Linked DNA regions of Homo sapiens: region 1 is linked to region 2. A link is a loop called in an ENCODE intact Hi-C map of the cell type or tissue named here. Cell type or tissue: A673. All regions are shown on one strand. Region 1 overlaps SDCBP2 (syndecan binding protein 2). Region 2 has its middle 3.6 kb from the start of NSFL1C.

Region 1 (2,500 bases), 160 kb after region 2:
TGATATCTTTTATCAGTATTTTGTTGTTTTCAGCATACGGTTCCTGTATGTGTTTTGTTAGATTTACACGTATTTCTTTTTGTTGTTCTTGTTTTTAGGTTTTATTTTGCTTCGTTTTTGTTTTTAACAGAGATGGGGGTCTTGCTTTGTTGCCCAGGCTGGTCTTGAACTCCTGGCCTCAAGTGGTCCTCCGGCCTTGGTCTCCCAAAATGCTGGGATTACAGGAGTGAGCCACTGAGCTCGGCCTCTTTTTTTTTTTTTTTTTTTGAGTGATTGTAAGTGGTATTGTATTGTATTCCTTTTCTTTTCTTTTCCTTTCTTTTCTTTTCCTTTCCTTTCCTTTCCTTTTTTTTTTTTTTTTTTTTTTTGAGGTGGAGTCTTGCTCTGTCACCTAGGCTGGACTGAGCAGTGGCTCAGTCTTGGCTCACTGCAACCTCCACCTCCTGGGTTCATGTAATTCTCCTGCCTCAGCCACCTGAGTAGCAGGGACTACAGGTGCTTGCCACCAGCCCAGCCAATTTTTGTATTTTTAGTAGAGAGGAGGTTTCAACAGTTGCCCAGGCTAGTCTTGAACTCCTGGGCTCAAGTGATCCATCTTCCTCGGCCTCCCAAAGTGCTGGGACTACAGGCATGAGCCACCACGCCCAGCCTGGTGTTGTATTTTAAATTTCAGTTTACATGTGTTCGTTGTTAGTATACAGAAGTACAATTGAATCTTGTGTGTTAATTTTGTATCCCAGGACCTTGCTAAACTCTTTTATTTGGTCTAGGAGTTTATTTGTAGATTCTTTGGGATTTTCTAGTAGACCATCGTGCCATCTATAAATAGGAACCGTTTTATTTCTTCTCTTCTGATCTGTGTGACTCCCCCTCTTTTCTTGCCTACTGTGCTGGCTAGGTCTTCCAGTACCATCTTTAATAGTGTTGGGAGAGTGAAGTTCCTTGCCTTTTTCTGCATCATGAATTTGTATATTTTTACATTTTTCTCAAGACAAAAATCCAGTCCTTTTATCCCCTGTTGCTCACTATTTACTGTGACTTTTTCTATTTTAAGTGGGTTTTAAAGGAGGCTTTTCCTGATGCCAGTTTCCCTTGGGAAATGAAGGGCCTCTTCCTGTATCCTCGCCCCTTCCCTCCCCGTTTTCCTGGCTTTTTAAGGGCATGGACTTTGACGCCCCCTAGTGGCCGCGTGGAGCCACGTCTCCTCTCGCCCCTAGGGGAGAAGCGTGGACTGGGGACGTGGGGGGACCCGGGGACGGCTCCATCCTCCTTTCCCCATCCCTACCCCCACCCCAGTGTCTCCTGAGGCACAGGGTCCCCACGGGCCGGGCTGACCCCCTGCCCCCTGGTGTCTGCAGACAGCGGTCTCGGGCCCCGGGCCCGGCCAGATGGTGGCACCGGTAACCGGGTACAGCCTGGGCGTGCGGCGAGCTGAGATCAAGCCCGGGGTGCGCGAGATCCACCTGTGCAAGGACGAGCGCGGCAAGACCGGGCTGAGGCTGCGGAAGGTCGACCAGGTAGGGCGCGGGGGCTGGGTGGGAAGAGGAGCTCGAGCTGCACGCGCTCTCCCGCCAGGCCTCAGAGCTCAGAGGGCCCGTCCACAGTAAGGAAGGTGCAGAGCGGGCCTCCTAACCCCAGCGGCCAGGCTCTTGCCCCCAGTCCCTCCTCCCCGAGACCCGGGCGGGGCTGGTGCTGGGTTGCGCAGGGCCCTCCACTGGCCTCTCCGTGGGCTTCCGTCGCTCGGAGGAGCCTCCCTTCCCCACCTGCCCTTCGCTGCCCAGGGCATCTAGCTTCCAGGCGACGGTGTAGACAGCCGACGCCAGGGAAGCCCATGCCTTTGTGAATGGTACAGTGGAGTGTTTCGGAGTGCAGCCCCAGGCCAGGGTTGAAATCCTGACTCACCTGCTTCCTAACTATGAGGCCTAGAGTGTTTCCTCCCCGGTAAATGGGGTAACCTTGGTGCCTGCCATGCAGAGCTGTGTCCCTGGCACCCTGTAGGTTCCTGGAGTATCAGGAGGAAAACAACAGGTTGGAAGAGGGATCTGTGCCTAGGGTGGGCCAGGGACACTGACTCTGGGGCCCTGCCTCCCCCAGGGGCTCTTTGTGCAGTTGGTCCAGGCCAACACCCCTGCATCCCTTGTGGGGCTGCGCTTTGGGGACCAGCTCCTGCAGATTGACGGGCGTGACTGTGCTGGGTGGAGCTCGCACAAAGCCCATCAGGTGGTGAAGAAGGCATCAGGCGATAAGATTGTCGTGGTGGTTCGGGACAGGTGAGTAGCCAGGCCCGGGCAGCCTCTCCGTCTCACCCCAGCCATGTCCCCAGGACAGCTCACTGTCCCTCCTGCCAGGCCGTTCCAGCGGACTGTCACCATGCACAAGGACAGCATGGGCCACGTCGGCTTCGTGATCAAGAAGGGGAAGATTGTCTCTCTGGTCAAAGGGAGTTCTGCGGCCCGCAACGGGCTCCTCACCAACCACTACGTGTGTGAGGTGGACGGGC
Region 2 (2,500 bases):
GTGGCGGTATCGGGGTGCAGTGAGAGGAGGTGCCAGCCAGGTCAAGAATAGTCCGTCCTCTCCACAAGACACACCGCCCAGAGAGCAGCTACATGTCATTGGCCTGAGAAAGTGGGGAATGCCAGGCCTAGTCAAGCACATTTCTAAATTCTATCTAAATGGCACTGATTAATGGCACTTTGCTACACAGATCATTCTCAACCTTGCTTTCTGACTCAACATTTGAGTTATATCCAGGTTGGTTACCTGTAACTCTAATTCATTCATCTTCAGAACTGTATAGTATTCCATTGTATTAACATATTACATTTGTGATTTCTGTTGATGGATGGAGACCTTAGTTGTTCCAGTTTCTCGCTATCCCAAACAGAGACAGTTTCACTGTGTCTCCTGATGCATGCACAAGTGCACACACCCACAAGTAGAACTGGAGGGTTATACAGGTTCTGTGCTTCTTCAACTCCACTAGATTGGCCAAATCATGCCCCAATGCCATTAAGCCAACATATACTGCTGTTAGACACAGGAAAATTCCTGTTGTTTCAGGCTTATGCCAATATTTCCTATGGTCACATTACAGGGAAGTGCGGGAATCTTCAGTTCTTGTCTGCTTGGAAGAAAGATTTCAGCCAAGAGACACACAGCAAAGGTGAAGTAGCAGAGTTTATTGAAGAAAGATAAAGTACGTTCCTAGAAAGGAGTGGGCTGACCTGGCTGGAAAACAGCATCAGGCAAAAAACAGCAGTAGCAGTGTTTATTTAAAGAGACAGTACACTCTGAAAGAACGAGCCAGCAGCAGCTGGTGCTGGGGGACCCTCTTTATGAGAATCTTACATGATTATTCGTGCAGGGGCATGAGGGAGCGTCACTTACAATCATGTTTTAGGTGGTCCCCCTGGCTGTGAATGTTGTGTGTTTGTACGCGCTAGTAAACACATTGCCTGTCTCATTAGCATTTAAAATCTCCACTCAGGGGTGTGTTTTGTTGTTATTATTATTATTTTTTGAGACAGAGTCTCGCTCTGTCACCTAGGCTGGAGTGCAGTGGTGTGATCTCAGTTCACTGCAATCTCTGCCTTCCGGGTTCCAGCGATTCTCCTGCCTCAGCTTCCTGAGTAGCTGGGACTACAGGCACGCACCACCATGCCTGGCTAATTTTTGTATTTTTTTAGTAGAGACGGGGTTTCACCATATTGGCCAGGCTGATCTCAAATTCCTGACTTCGTCATCCGCCCACCTCGGCCACTCAAAGTGCTGGGATTACAGGCATGAGCCACTGTGCCCGGCTTGTTATTATAATGAGCAAAAGGCTACTGTAGGGCGAGTTACTGGAGGAGTGCACATGCTCGTCAGTGGGAAAGTCCCTACCATGGTTATCTCTGGGTAAGGCCTCATAAGTCCCCTTTAGGGCCAGAGGAGCCCAACCACAAGGCCAGAAGTTGCCAGTGTAGCCATTGTCTCTTTGCTGGCCGCCAGTGGGTGGCGCTGACTGTCAGTGAATGGAGTCTCCAGGACTTCTTTTCCCAAACGCTCCCTTGCCTGCTTATTTCTGGCTATCTGCCTACTCTAACAGTCAGACTTGTAAATGTTTTACCAGTTGGATAAGGCAAAAGGGAATCTCATTGCAGTTTTCATTGGTTCTCACTGCTGACTAATGCAACCAAGCATTAGTCACCGGCTGGCAGTACTGTTATTTTATTATTATTGTCATTAGTTGAAGATGTTGTGAAAAGAGAGACAAATAGTCCCAACTTTGCTGAGGCAGTGGTAGTGTTGTTATTATTATTATTATTTTTTTTTGAGACAGAGTCTCGCTCTGTCACCTTTTGTGAAGAAGAGTGGTAGAAGAAGGCAGTGCTGAGGCTGAGGTAGTAGAGAAGGGTGAGTGGTACCGGCAGCTTCCATGTATAGGGGCCTCTGGAAGGTCTGAATGTCAGCTGAGAAATCAATCATTTGCTCCACCTAGCAGCTCCCCTGGCCCCCTAAGCTATAGAGGGTTTAGCGCTTAGGGGACTGGAGTAGGGGGTCAGAGGAGACACCAGTCCTGGGTACACACAGCTCCTGCCCAAAGTGAAGTCACCACCAGTGAGGACACGGCAGAGGGGGTGCCAAAGGAAGGCTGGGGTGGGGCGGGAGGTGGTGGAAGATAGGATTAAAGGGAGGGGCTGGGGTGAGACTGGAGTGGGAAGGAAGATGGAGATGAGCCCGGAGGGGGCTGGGGGTGAAATGGAGTGAAAGTGGGCTTTGGAGGGTGGGGTGCATTTAGTACTGAGGGTGGAGTTAGAAGGGAAAGTGGGGCGGGGTGGGTCAGGTGCTGGTGGCGGATCTGTGAGGTAGAGGTGAGGCTGGAGGTGGTCGTGGTGGTAGAATTTGGGGATGGGGCTTGGGTGGGATGGGGCTGGAGGTTGGGGGCTGGTGTGGTTGGACATAGGAGAGTGGAGCTAAAGCTGAGCCTGCAGCACCTCCTTCTCTAGTTTTGTTAAGGACACTTAGATAAGTG

Evidence for each region. Peaks named below come from ENCODE experiments on the same cell type or tissue, not always from the same donor. Only the 100,000 strongest peaks of a DNase experiment are listed, where the experiment ranks them.
Region 1: a loop joins it to region 2, with 6 times the contacts of the local background. A loop is called at or near these places in 41 of 110 quality-filtered maps.

Annotation. Positions count from the first base shown.
Region 1 is chr20:1,312,357-1,314,856 of GRCh38, reverse strand. SDCBP2 (syndecan binding protein 2) reads left to right here. Exons shown (of 9, transcript NM_080489.5): 5 at 1,359-1,517; 6 at 2,095-2,270; 7 at 2,349-2,500. FKBP1A-SDCBP2 (FKBP1A-SDCBP2 readthrough (NMD candidate)) reads left to right here. Exons shown (of 10, transcript NR_037661.1): 6 at 1,359-1,517; 7 at 2,095-2,270; 8 at 2,349-2,500. Among named protein-coding and RNA genes, the nearest start is that of SDCBP2-AS1, 12 kb to the left of the region's middle. In A673, a CTCF peak has its summit at 1,197 (motif pointing left); a DNase peak (open chromatin) is centred at 1,146; H3K27ac peaks cover 721 bases.
Region 2 is chr20:1,469,213-1,471,712 of GRCh38, reverse strand. It overlaps a transcript of SIRPB2 not described here. Among named protein-coding and RNA genes, the nearest start is that of NSFL1C, 3.6 kb to the right of the region's middle. In A673, a CTCF peak has its summit at 1,468 (motif pointing right); a DNase peak (open chromatin) is centred at 1,512.